Linked DNA regions of Homo sapiens: region 2 is linked to region 1. The links are chromatin contacts, found by Hi-C or POLR2A ChIA-PET in ENCODE. All regions are on one chromosome and are shown on one strand. The core of a region is the stretch at or near the end of the contact, and the rest is flanking DNA. Distances in the headings are between cores, read along the strand shown.

Region 1 (6,759 bases), core at 507-3,006:
AAAAGAACTTAGAGCCATGAGGCCTGTACTAACTTGTACCACACCATTGTATTTGAACTCTTGCGGAAACATCAACCTTTCACGTAGGAGGAGCAAGCAGGATTTGTTAAAGAGAAAAAGCAAGAGATTCTGCAGGAACATCTTAAGTGCTTTTAAAGCAAACATTTGAATCACAGCAACAGAAGCTCACTTTTTTAAATTGAGGCTTTTCATTTTACCTTTCATTGCATGGTTATTCACCAGCATGCTGGAATTACAAAATTTTCAAGTTCTTATTTAAATGCTTGATCAGTACTATGAACCCAGTGCTATAAGAATACAGGCTTTTAAAAAATAGAATAAATTCCTTAATATACTAAGCCTTGACAACTGCAAAGAATTTTGTTAAAATGTACTAGCATTTTCTCCATTTGAAATGGGAAACACATGGGAAAAAAAAAGTGAAAGTTGAGGAACTGGAAAAACAAAAGTAGGAAAGGATTTATTCATTAAGATGAATAAATCTTAGCACAATGTCTACAGCCAGTCTGAATCATTCTTCCTTTGCATAAACATTCTGGAGTTGTAATAATGTCTCCCACCCCCAATACCAGCTTGAAAGAAAAGGAAAAGAGGTTAACTTCTATAAAGTACTGACCTTGTGGCCAGTTTCTCGTAACACCTAAACACAGATTAACAGAGTGAATTCATGTAATACTTTCTAGCGGTTTGAAAAACAATGTGTTTTATAAAGTTGAAATCAATTATATGGGTTTATATGAGCCTCCACTATTAATAAGCTTTGTATAAACTACATTTTTAAAAATTTTTTAATTTTTGATTATTATGGATACATAATAGTTATACATATTTATGGGGTACATATGATATTTAGATAAAAAGATATAATGTATAATGATCAAATTGAAGTAGTTGGGGTATCCATCACTTCAAGCATTTATCATATTTTTGTTGTTGTTAGGAGAAGTAAGATCTAGTGTTCGGTGGCTTAATAGGGCAACCATAGTTAACAATAATTTACTGTATATTTTAAAATAACTAAAAGAGTAGAATTGGAATAAACTACACTTTAAAGTAACAATACTTGCCACTAGTTGGGCAACTGAAAGTCCTGAGTTCTTGAGCAAATTTCCATTGTCTGAAACCATAGGTTTCAACCTATAAAACCTGCCAATTATGGATAGAAGGGATTTCTGCCTTCCAGACCATGAGGAAGCGGGAGAACTTAGCCCAAGAGTAACAGAAAATGGGCAGGAGCCATGTGTGTAATTGATCCTTTTAGAGCTGACTTTCAGTTAATGAATTATTTCCATTAACGTGAAGCAACAGTAATAACAGCCACAGAACACGGGACCAGGAGTGGAACCATCCAAATCACCAGTTTCCTCTCTTCAAAGTGATTGGAACTAAACCATTGATTTTTCCAACTGAGTGAACATCCAGGGGTTCTTAGATTTATCAAAGGAAGCATTATGCTACAGAGAGAAAATACAGGTCATTCTTGAGCTGTTTAATTTTAATTATAATTTTTAAATGTTTTCTATGCCAACCTTGTATTGCAGGTTATATTGTAAATGCTTCATCACCTCTCATTTCCATTAAACCATTTTCAGTAGAACAGCCAACTGCCCTTACTTCTCGATTTGCTTTCTTATGACTGCTGCCACTTCCATCCCCCAAAACTTACCAGGGAAGCACTGGCTATGGCTTTATTCCTTATGGGTTGTATTTCGAGAGCTCCTTTATCTGAAGGTCTGAAAGCCCTACCAGAAAAACATCCTTATATACTTTCTACAGAAAAGGAAAAGAGCAGTGGTGAAGCACTTAAAATATCAAACAGTGGGTATAAATCACTCAGTACCTCATCCCCTTTTTGCTGATGTAAAGTCCATAACCATGGCAACAGGGATTAGAAATAGCAACCTATGAAAAACACTGGGTTTATTGGAGCACATGGAAGTTTTAGTTTGGTTTTCAGCTAAATCTTGAAAAAACAAATCTTTGACTAATACCTACATGCTATTTTTATCACTTTTGAGAAGTAATGTTTAAATTATGGATTAAGGGGAAGTCGTTTTTTTCCCCTTAATAAAGATAATCAAAAATATCATAAGCTAATATTGCAGGTAGGGAACGTTAAAAGGCTCTCCTTGTTTGTCCCCCAGTCTTCTAACTCTAGTCTCCCTAATGTAGGTGTTTGACAACAAAATAATATCAATTATCTGTCCTGATTTGTAGATTTAGTTGCAGGTTGAACTCTGGTTTTTTAATTGATATCTCTCTCCAACATAAAATTTTCAGACTTTTTTTATTCACAGACAAAAGAAGTTTTCCTTAGATATGAAGAGAGGCCTAATGATCATTTAATCTATAAATTAGATGCTTCCCTATGTTTATTAAGCTCCTTCTTTAATAAGCAGTAAATTGTAAAGCTCAAGGATTCAGCTTCAAAGATAGTATACTAGAGGAAGAAAGGGTCTGTGATCAGGAAGGTATGAGTGTGATGAGACTAGAACCCATTAGGGGCTGACATCTGTCCCCACTCATCATTCCCATCTTCATTTACTCATCCTTCAAGGCCTCACTCAAAACACATCTCTTCTATGAATCCCTCCAGGTTTACACTTTGCAGTTGATCCTCATCATTCACAGATTCAGTATGTGCGAATTCACCTAGCAGCTAACGTTCATTTGTAACCCCAAAATCAATACTCACTATGCTTCTGAGGTTATTCACAGAAATGTGCACAATGGCACGTTCTTAGCTGAAGTCAAACAAGGCAACATTGCCTTCTTGTTTTAGCTCTCATATTATAAACAAGTACCCTTTTTGTGATCTATGTAATGGCATGTTTTTTGCATGTTTGTCCTTTTCTTGGTGATTTTGTTGTTTAAAGGAAGCCCAAAGCACAGTGCAGAAGTGCTATCTAATGATCCTGAGCACAAGGAGGCTGTAATGTGCCTTACAGGGAAAATATGTGTTCGATAAACTCCAGACATGAGTTGCAGTGCTGCTGGCTGTGAGTGCAATGTTAACGAATCTACAATGTATATTAAATATGGTGTTTTTAAACAGAAATACACATAGAACAAGGTTATTAATTGATCAGTTGATCAGTTGACAAAAATGTTGTAATCAGAGGATCACAGGAACCTAACCCTGCATTTCCCCTAGGAGCAATGCTTAATTGCTGAAGCAATTAGCTTCAGTATTCCCTAATTCATTGATTCTGACAACTTTGTAGAACAGAACTACTGAAAATAACAAGACTCAACTGTGGCTTAAACTCAGATTGCTCTCATTTAAAACTTGTCTCTAACTCCTAATTAGCCCCTTATTATACACAGCTTTATATTCTAACTGTTGGTATTATACTGCCTAGGTCTTTGTTATGTGCTTTTTTTTTTTTTTTTTTTTTTTTTTTGGTGAAACAGAGTCTCGCTGTGTCACCCAGGCTGGAGTGCAGAGGTGCCATCACGGCTCACTGCAACCTCCGCCTCCCAGTTGAAGCGATTCTCCTGCCCCAGCCTCCTAAGTAGTGGGGATTACAGGCACCCACCACTATGCCCAGATAATTTTTGTATTTTTAGTATAGACGGTGTTTTGCCATGTTGGCCAGACTGTCTCAAACTCCTGACCTCAAATGATCCTCCTGCCTCGGCCTCCCAAAGCGCTGGGATTACAGGCATGAGCCCCCATGCTCAGCCTGTTATGTGCTTTTTTTATAAATAATAAAATAATAATAATACCAGCTCTTGATGATGGAGCTCCCACTATGTCAGGGTACTGACAGCTTTACAAACATGCCGTTTGTGGGTGATTCATCTCCCAAATTAAATGGCAAGCTCCTTTTCTTCAGGGACCTCATCATTTTTAATGCATAATATTGTTTAGCACAGAGGCAGGACCATAAAACTTGCTGAAAAATTGAGGTGGTTTTGTTTTCATTCTTGTCACACATTTCATTAGGTATTTTTGAAAAGTGACATTGTCCAAGTAAATTTTCTATCATGGTTAATGATGAAACTGATAATCGTATTTTTCATCCCTATTATGTATTGACCACTTATGATTTTTAAACAGTGTTTAGTGCTTTATATACAGAATCTCATTTTAATCATTAAAACCACACTATTAAAAAACTAATACACAGAAAATTTAAATAGCTTTCTAAAGTCATAGCTCCTGAGGGATAAAATTGGACTTCAATGCAGAGGTTCTTACCCGTTTCAGGTAAAGGCCCTTTTAAAATAAAAAATTTCTTAAATTTCCTGTAAAAGCCCAGTTATAATAATAATTAAAACTTAAAAGTGCTTACTCTGGGCCAAGTGCTATCTTAGCAACTTTCAGAGATCAATTTATTTAATCTTCACAACAGCTTATAAAATCAATATTATTATCTTCCTTTTACAGGTAAAGACCCTGAACCCTGAAAAATTGAAGTCTGCTCAAGGTCACACAGCTAGACAGTAAGTTGCCAAGCCAGGATTCAAACACAAAATACTCTGTCTCCAGAATCTGGCCCTTAACCATTTCACAACACTGCTTTCAACCCATGGATATACGTTCTGACTGTTACCATATAATGACAAAAATAAACTAAATTTATTAAACATATTAGGTAAATTTACATCTCATTTACCATAAAAGCAGCCATATATGTTTGAAATATCAGAGTAAGTGAATATGAGAGAGTTGTTTATTCTACAGACTATGGTCACTGAACCTGTGATTAAACACAGTTTGGGTCCCTCTACCATTGGCAGAGATGTACTTCCAACTGAAATAACTTCCCAGCATCAGAACCGCTGGCACGGTTATTGCCACTTTCATAATTCTGAGGTTAGAGAGGCCCAAACTGTACTCAACTCCATCATTTACTGCTATAGGATGCTAGGCAACTAGCTCACCTTCTGAAGTCTCATTTTTCCATCCCTCTCTTCAAAGTGATATAATACTATCCAGCTCATAGACTTGTTGTGAGAAATAAGATGAACTATATAAAGAACCCAGCACAACAAATAGTAAACAATCAATAAACATAAGTTCTGACCCCAAGAGACACTTACTCCTCCTCCACCAGATTAGGGCACTTGGAGATCAAGATTAACTCAAATCAAAGAGAAGCTCACCCTTTGAACCCTGAGATTTGGACTGCTAGCCACTGACGTATTTCCACAGGAACAGCTCCTGCCCGACTAGAGAAAGAAAGCACTACCCAGAAAACCAGGACCAATAACCCAATGAAGTAGCATATTGTGGTGGTTAACCATCTAATTTTGGAGTTGAAACAGCTGAGTTTTCATCCAAGCCATGATTCTAGCTGCTTTATGGCCTTCTGTAAATTACATAATTGATCTAATCCTTGTGTTGGTTTTTTTTTTGTCTGTAAAACAGAGTTCCTGTAATGATTATCAAGCTAATATTTCTACAATCCTGGAACATGGTAGGTGATCATGTTGAGGAACAGGGTCTGTGTGTCAGCCATTGTCTGTATTCTGTCCACTTTCACCTTCAACAGGGAGCTAGGTTCCCCCTTTGCACCTACAACCACATGCACCTGAATCCCCCACCTCTCTCAGGACTGTTGGATGATAGGATGTCCACAGGTGATCCAGGCTTGAGGAAATCAGCACTCTGTGTCCCTTCCCCATCTGTTCCTGGTCCTCACCTACCATGAGAACTTCTTCTTCCCCTTCCTATCTTTATAATTCCACTCCCTTCACACCTCCCTCTCTCCAGCTTCTTCTGCATGCCTCTACTCTCTTCCCCCCACCTCAAGTCTAATTTTTGGATGTGAAATTATGATCTTTAAAAAGGCAGCAAAATCTTTCTGTCCCACACTTAGGCTAGAGATTTCTTTGAGCATTTGTTTCTGCTTCCACTGCAAACTAAGGGTGTTCTTAGGGTACCAATAAGAAACTAAAGAAGATCAATTAACAGGAAACAAACATATATATCCCTACCTCCCACATATATGTATAGCTATAGGGTAAATGCGTCTAATAGCAATATCTTAAGCATACCCTGAGAATGACCATGTATGGCAGATGCACCTGAATGTGTTCTAAGCTAAGGGATCCGTGAGTGGCCAACCCAGAGATTCCTTCTTTGTCTGTGAGGAACATCTGAGCCCCATCCCATCCTGTAAAACACCAGCCATACAGCAATTCGAGGCCCGTGTTTTGGGTTGCATTAAGGTTGCCAGGTGAAGGTTGTTAGGGAAAGAGTGCTAAGTGAAAATGCTGTATGATCTGTAAGCAGTTGCAGTTCTTCTGCCCAGCCTGCCACCACTGGACTCTCTCCACTGTATGAAAGTCTCCAATAAAATCCCATGACTCATTTGCTGGCTCTGGGTCTCTTCTTCTGTCTGTTGAACCTGGTGCCATCTCCACTGGAGTCAATAGGATTTTGGCATGACAATATCTAATCACATATATTCTATAAGAGCCTGCTACATGCTGGCTGCAATTCTAAATGCTGGGATATAGTCCCCACCTTCAAAGAGCTTATATTCTCTTTTTTCTTTTTCTTTTTTTCTTTTTTAAGAGACAGGGTCCTATTCTGTTCACCCAGGCTGGAGTGCAGTGGTGTAATCACAGCTCACTGCAGCCTTGAATTTCTGGGCACAAGCGATCCTCCTGCCTCAGCCTTCCAAGTAGCTAGGACTACAGGCATGTGCCATCACACCCAGCTAATTAAAAAAAAAAAAAATTGTAGAGACGTGTTCTGGCGATGTTGCCTAGACTGGTCTTGAA
Region 2 (6,832 bases), core at 2,952-5,451, 87 kb before region 1:
GCCTATGGGTTACACTACTCCTGTCTGTTCCCATCCCACTCCTCTGCAATAACAGAAAGCCTAATCAGTGAATTCGCCTGCCTGAGGTGGAAAGGTTGGCCTTTCCCTGTTAGCTGCAACATTATTTAAATTCCTCTGTACCACTCTGGGAAAAGCATGAACTACAAAGTAAAGGAAGAACTATTTTTAAAAAGAAACCACTAAGGATGCTAACATGAAACAAAACTTGGATTCACTCTTTTTTTTTTTTTTTTTTTTTTTTTTTTTTGAGACGGAGTCTCACTCTTTCGCCCAAGCTGGACTGCAGTGGCGCTATCCCGGCTCACTGCAAGCTCCGCCTCTTGGGTTCACGCCATTCTCCTGCCTCAGCCTTCCGAGTAGCTGGGATTACAGGCGCCCACCACCACGCCCGGCTAATTTTTTGTATTTTTAGTAGAGACGGGGTTTCACCGTGTTAGCCAGGATGGTCTCGATCTCCTGACCTCGTGATCCACCCGCCTCAGCCTCCCAAAGTGCTGGGATTACAGGCGTGAGCCACCGCGCCCGGCCTGGATTCACTCTTAAACTGAGATGTCAGTGTTCACTTTGCCCACGGTTTTGGCAAAAGATAAAGCTGTGAATAGGTTCTTCCCAAATGGCAAACAGTGATTTGATACCAGTGATATCTTGGTGTCCAAAAGAAAAGGTAGAACTCAGCTTTAATTATTTTGTTGTGCTTCTTTGAATTTATTTTATGGCTTCTAAGCATTAAAATATTTTAAAATTGTGCTAATTAAAATCTGCGTTTTACCGGACTGGGGAAGCTCTTTCATCTATCAGTTAAGATGCACAGCACATCCTGTTCCCAAACAAATGACTCAGCAAGTATCAGTGATAAGCATGCATAAAGCAGCCTAAAAGTCACATCCAAATACAATTTGCTATTAATGCCATCATGTGCCAAAATAAATCATAAAAACTACTGCATTGCTATGTATCCTAATTAAAATGCAATATCTGTAATATTTCAGCCGGCTACAAAAATGGGGCCGGAGATGCTGTGGTCAGGGTCAGGAGATCCTGTCAACCTATGTCTCCCACTTCCAGTCACCCAAGCTACCATGGAGGTCTAGTCAAGTCTGACAAAGTAGAAACCAGTTTGGAGTGAGTCTTCTTATTACATCCAGCTGTTTTCTGTCCCTCCAGAGCTTCCTCCCGTATAGCTAACTGATTTCTTGGTTTCACTTCAAATTACTCCTGCGCAAAGAAGACCACCCTAGGAGAAAGATGAGAATCTGTAGACCTGCTGTCCTTGTGAATGATATGCTCCAGGTGCATCAAATAGTCATTCTCAAACTTAGCCTGCATATTTCGATTTATCTTGGAGAGCCCCATCTAGGCCAATGAAATTCTACTTTCTAGGTATGGGGCTCAGGCATTAGTGTTAAACTGCCCCAACATTCAGTAATATGAGTTTTGCAATCTATCTCTTTTGGTCTTTCAGATAACTATATTGTCATTTCAGAAGCTTCCTAGAAATTCACTTCTTCCAAGAAATGAATTAGTACTAAACAATTTTTGCTAAAGGGGGCAGGAGAAGTTAAAGAAAAAAAAATCCAACCTCATTCTTATGAGACTTGACAAACTTCCCAGCTGCTTGGGTCTTGTTTGGTCAATTGGTCAAAGACTGGATTCTCTTTGTTTTACTCAGAGGCATGCTTGATATCCATGCCTAAAAGAAAATAAACATTAAGTTAAAGACAATGTTGAGTAAAAGATTATTCAACTGGGATTCACAAAATCTGGATTATGTTTAGCAGTTAATAGTTGTGGGACATGGGACCTTGAACTTAGCTCTCCATGTTTCATTTTCCCATCAGAAAAATGGAATCCTATACTTCCTTCTTCCAAACTCTATTAATCTGAGTATCTATTTATGATACATTAACCAAAAAGCCTTAAAGGATGCACTGTTCTTCACATTGCCAAAAAATGGTGGAGTAGACTTTCTCCCTATGCACTCACACAAAGACATTAAATTAGAGGGAAACATGGACAGGAAAATAATACAAGAGACATCTGAGAAGTAATGAAGATCTAAACCAAAGGGAGGACAGAGAGAACGGGAGGATGACACCTGAAGGGAGAGACATGGCTAATTATAAATTATAAAATCCTTAGAAGATTAAAAACAGATAAAATAATTAAAGCAGAGCTGTGGGAAACTTTACTCAAACAAAAATACTGAAAGGTCTGTGGAGGATCGATTGTTTATGATCCTATTCTCTAGAGACTGAAATTCTTTGGATATACCAGATGGCTTTATTTATATAACAAAAGCTCAGCTCTAGTGAGGTGCTGCTTGCAAATTCACATACAAATAAAAGAAACTGTGTTTATGTTTGTACATATCCTTGCACATAAGAGGGAGTTTCCTTTGTTTTTTATGGACATTTGAACAAATTTTATGCTTATAATGCTAAAGAGAAGGCTCACCTTTTTATATTTATTTATTATTATTATTATTATTTTTTTTTTGAGACAGAGTCTCACTCTGTCGCCCAGGCTGGAATGCAGTGGTGTGATCTCAGCTCACTGCAACCTCTGTCTCCCAGGTTCAAGTGATTATCCTGCCTCAGCCTCCTGAGTAGCTGGGATTACAGGCGCATGCCACCACACCCGGCTAATTTTTGTATTTTTAGTAGAGATGGGGTTTCACCATGTTGGTCAGGCTGGTCTCGAACTCCTGACCTCGTGATCTGCCCGCCTCGGCCTCTCAAAGTGCTGGGATTACAGGCATGAACCACCGCTCACCTCTTTTTAAAAGGAACAGCAGCCTCCCAGTATAGCCAAGTAATCCCCAGAACATAAAATTTAACACAGAAAATTTTCTGACCTTTGTGGATCTTCTCTATCCAAGTGCATGACAAATATTTATTTCACTCCTCAGTGTTCATATTCAATCCTATCTCTTCAAATAACATCATTGACAATTAAAAAGAAATCTCAACCCTCTCCCCAAGTGAATATTTCAAGCTGCATCCTGTGTCAACTCCTGGCACTGAGTCAGCCTTGTCAGCCCAATTTAGAGCACATGGCAGTAATCCAATTCATTGTGGCTGTTTGTGGTCCCCAGATCAGGTTTCAAAAACGAAGGGGCAGCAATCCGGTGACCTTCTCAAGATAGTAGAAAACAACTCTGGTCATGACTGACACTTGATCTTTCTGCTAACATTAGCTCCTAATCAAAGATGGTGCCAAGCTTGTATCTGACACCAGCCCACAAACCTTTCTGTCCTCCTCCAAGAGGTGTGGGCATCCTGTCACCCACTGAGTTTCAGTTTTGGAATGACTGTCCCTTTCAGATCCAAGGAAGTCTGATTTTATTGACACTTGAGATAAAGCTCAAGGCCTGTCTTAATTGAGCTTTCCAGTTATTTATAATGCATACATATTTACTATTCATTGTCTTTATACTTAGTGAGGTTCAATGTGATTAGTAATAAAGATGTGGTTATAACTTTATAAAATTAACAACCCCAGAATATTCATATTGTAATCAGGAGATGGCATCCACTCGGAAGCTTTTTTCTGTGCACCTCTCATCCTGTCGTCCTTTCTTAAAAATGTATTACTCTTCCTGGGCTTCGTGTCATCCTTCCTCCATATTTCTGCTGGATCTTCAGGACTGGCTCAGGTATGGCCACAGATTGGCCCCAGCAGGGTCTGCAGAAGTAAACTTTACCTCCTAGGCCAGGCCCTATTTTTCTTACTTCACCAAATACTAAGTATCGGTATAAAAAAAAAAAACAAAAACAACCTGGCCACTTGCCTAAGTCGTCCCTAAATCAGGAAGCTGTTCTTAATGTGAAGAGGCCTTTAGGGAACCCTGTTGTTTTCTCATCCCTTACCTCTTATATAAAAGTCCGTGTTGAGGCCTGAAGATTCTTGGAGCTCTGGATGTGTTCAAAGTAACTACTGGCTTTGCCCCAGCTCTGAGTTTACACATAATATATTATCTGAATTAGTCGAGTTCCAAGTTTTCTATACAGAATTTTATCTTCTTTCTATCTCCATAAACAAACAATCTTTGAAGCTAGATAATATGGGAAAAGAGGATGGAATCATTTCACCCTGCCTTGTTTGTTTCCATGAGGATTCTAACCCAAAGGAAAAGATGAGTCATTCAGCATCATTTCCTATGTGGTGCTTTGGACTCTGTGCTATCTTAGCCAAAAGAGGGCAGCACTCCATGGGTTTTGAATTCACAGGAAGCAAAACTTCAAACAGTTTTTAACTGAACTCTTAAGCAAGGCACTGTACTCTATTACATGGGATAACACAGATTAATAAGACCTCCCCAAACAAGCAGGAACAGGAAAGGAGAGAAGAGTTGGGGAGAGCAGTTAAAACATTGCCATGTGTTTGGGAGTGGTGAGCGATACGTCTGAAAATAAAGAATGGATGAGATCGTGAGGGTCCCTTGACGATTAGGCATTTATTCTTTATTTGAAATGCAGTGAGGAGCCTCTCAAAGTTTTTCAACAAGTGAATCATATGATTAGAACTCTGTTTGGGGAAGATACATGTGTTAGGGATGCATTAGAGAGATTGAAACAGGGAGACCAAAGAGCAGAGGGAAACATGGACAGGAAAATAATACAAGAGACATCCGAGAGGTAATGAAGATCTAAGCCAGAGGGATGGCAGAGAGAAAGGGAAGATGACACCTGATGGGAGAGACGCGGCTAAGTAGGAAAGATGGACTTTAATGGACTTGATATAGGGAGAAAGGGACCAAGATAAACCCAGAGTTTCACATCTCAGACCTGGGCATATGGTAGAGCCTTTAACCAAAATTAGGAAGAAAGAAAAAAACAACTGTTTTGAAGCAAACATAATGAATTTGGTTTTGAACACATTTTCCCTTCAGAGAGCGTGAGATGTGACTAAGTTGCCAAGATATAAGGGGTAAAAGATAAAAATATAGGAAGGGTATGACTTTAAGGACACCCTTGGAAAAGAAGCCCTAAATGCTTACCTGAAAGCCCAGTGCTGAATATATGGCCCACTTGCAGGTGCAGTGTTGGGCCTTAGTGGCCTGTGTTTCTATATCTTCTTGATCTCATCTAACTCTTCTTATTTGTCCCTTTTTTCTAATATTTTTATATTTGTATCTTATGTAGTGCCACCTCAAATCCTTTTGTGAATAAATTAGAATAAGCAGCAATTAATCAATCCTGATAATTACATTTTTCTATATAGACTTTAAGATACAGCCATCTTCAGTAAGCACATAGGACCCATGTGTAAAATGCAGATCACTAATATTTACTGAAAACTAATATGCTAGGCAGTAAAGTAAAAGTTTTATACACATCATTTCATTTTATATTATGATTAACAAAACAAGATTATGAAGCAATGCCATTATTATCCCTTTTTACAGATGAGGACACTGAAACACAATGACATTAACACTAATTTGGCCGGGTGCAGTGGCTCACACCTGTAATACCAGTACTTTCGGAGGCCAAGGTGAGTGGGTCACTTGAGATCAGGAGTTCAAGACCAGCCTGGCCAACATGGCAAAACCCTGTCTCTACTAAAAATATAAAAATTAGCCAGGCGTGGCAGTGCACACTTGTGATCCCAGCTACTTGGGAGGCTGAGGCAGGGGAATCGGAATCACTTGAACCCAGGAGGCAGAGGTTGCAGTGAGCCAAGATTGCACCACTGCACTCCAGACTGGGCAACAGAGGGAGACTCCTTCTCAAAAAAAAAATTAATTTATAATATAGCAGAACTTACATTATAACCCAGGCAGCCTGACCTCAGAGCCAGTGTACCTAACCACTATGCCTACTTCCTCTCTGTTCACATTGCCTGTCTCATTATACCAGCCCATTTTCCTGATTCCTCTCTATATGTCTCATGCTCCACTTTAGGATGCCATTTACATGTGTTAACAGAGCATTGGCATCCGGGGCAGTGTCTTGAATCAGGAAACTGTGTTGCCTCCATATATAGAGGATAAATTAGTAGGTTGAAGAAAAGATATACTACTTCGTTTTTCTAAAATTAAATTAAATCTATCTCTGAACCCCTACACATCAAGGCAGATGAGTAACAGTCCAATACTTGTCATATGGGAGATGCAGTTCCTCCTCCCATGACATCATACAAGAATACTGACTTATAAGATGCCAGAAAATAAATGGGAGGGAGAAGCCAAGGAGCCACGTTTATTTTTGACCCTTTTTGTCATCCAATTTGCCTGGTATTAGGCAGCCTCAAAGGGGCTCCTCCTTTTGTCTGTTCATGAACTCAACCAATGAAATCCTCAACACCGATTCAGTGGCACAGTTATTGGAGTCCAGCCTTCCTGGACACTCAACAATTACATGACTCCAGCACTATGGGCAACAGGGGCCCACTCAGATTATCTCAATTTTAGGAATGCTCATTACTCTCTCCCCTAAATAGGGCCATTATCTTCCTCCTCCCAGCCTTAAGAATCTTCCCTTTCCTAGAAAGTCTAGCTTCAGACTTTAGAAAACAATTTTTGTCTATTAAATTGTCAATGAGGCTAATGAAACCCAGATCTCTAAGACGTAAAACCTTCTCAGTATGGGAGAGAAAAAAATACGTCTTTTACTATCAACTCCTTTACATTAGCTAGAATGAAAAATATTAAGATATATATTATTCTGCCACTTAACTATAGTGGAAAAGGAAAAAATTAAAGTGATGTGTTAACACTAAAAGTGTCTTGTCTTCTTATATAGCCAGAAGTTAAGCCTGGTGTGGCTAATGTGTTTCATCTAGCCTGATAACTCATTGCTTAGTAGAA

What was found. A loop is a pair of places that touch in the nucleus more often than their neighbours do. ChIA-PET counts read pairs that join two places held with the same protein, here RNA polymerase II (POLR2A). Pooled maps may share reads with other maps.
Region 2: a loop to region 1 is called in a pooled map, with 2.2 times the contacts of the local background. The contact joins the enhancer-like site here to the promoter of OTOGL in region 1. A Hi-C loop is called at or near these places in 2 of 168 maps with a recorded cell type or tissue (ascending aorta and endothelial cell of hepatic sinusoid) and 6 of 50 pooled maps. POLR2A ChIA-PET finds 5 or more read pairs at or near these places in 1 of 52 experiments (CD4-positive, alpha-beta T cell).

What each region holds. Positions count from the first base shown.
Region 1 is chr12:80,094,534-80,101,292 of GRCh38, reverse strand. It overlaps OTOGL (otogelin like), which reads right to left and starts at 1,756. Exons shown (of 59, transcript NM_001378609.3): 1 at 1,688-1,756.
Region 2 is chr12:80,184,223-80,191,054 of GRCh38, reverse strand. All of the region lies in intron 1 of OTOGL (otogelin like), which reads right to left. Among named protein-coding and RNA genes, the nearest start is that of OTOGL, 88 kb to the right of the region's middle. Within about 2 kb of position 4,201, at least 13 of the 41 ENCODE cell types and tissues checked have a DNase peak (open chromatin) inside an H3K27ac peak, as active enhancers do; they include ascending aorta, where a contact is called at or near this core.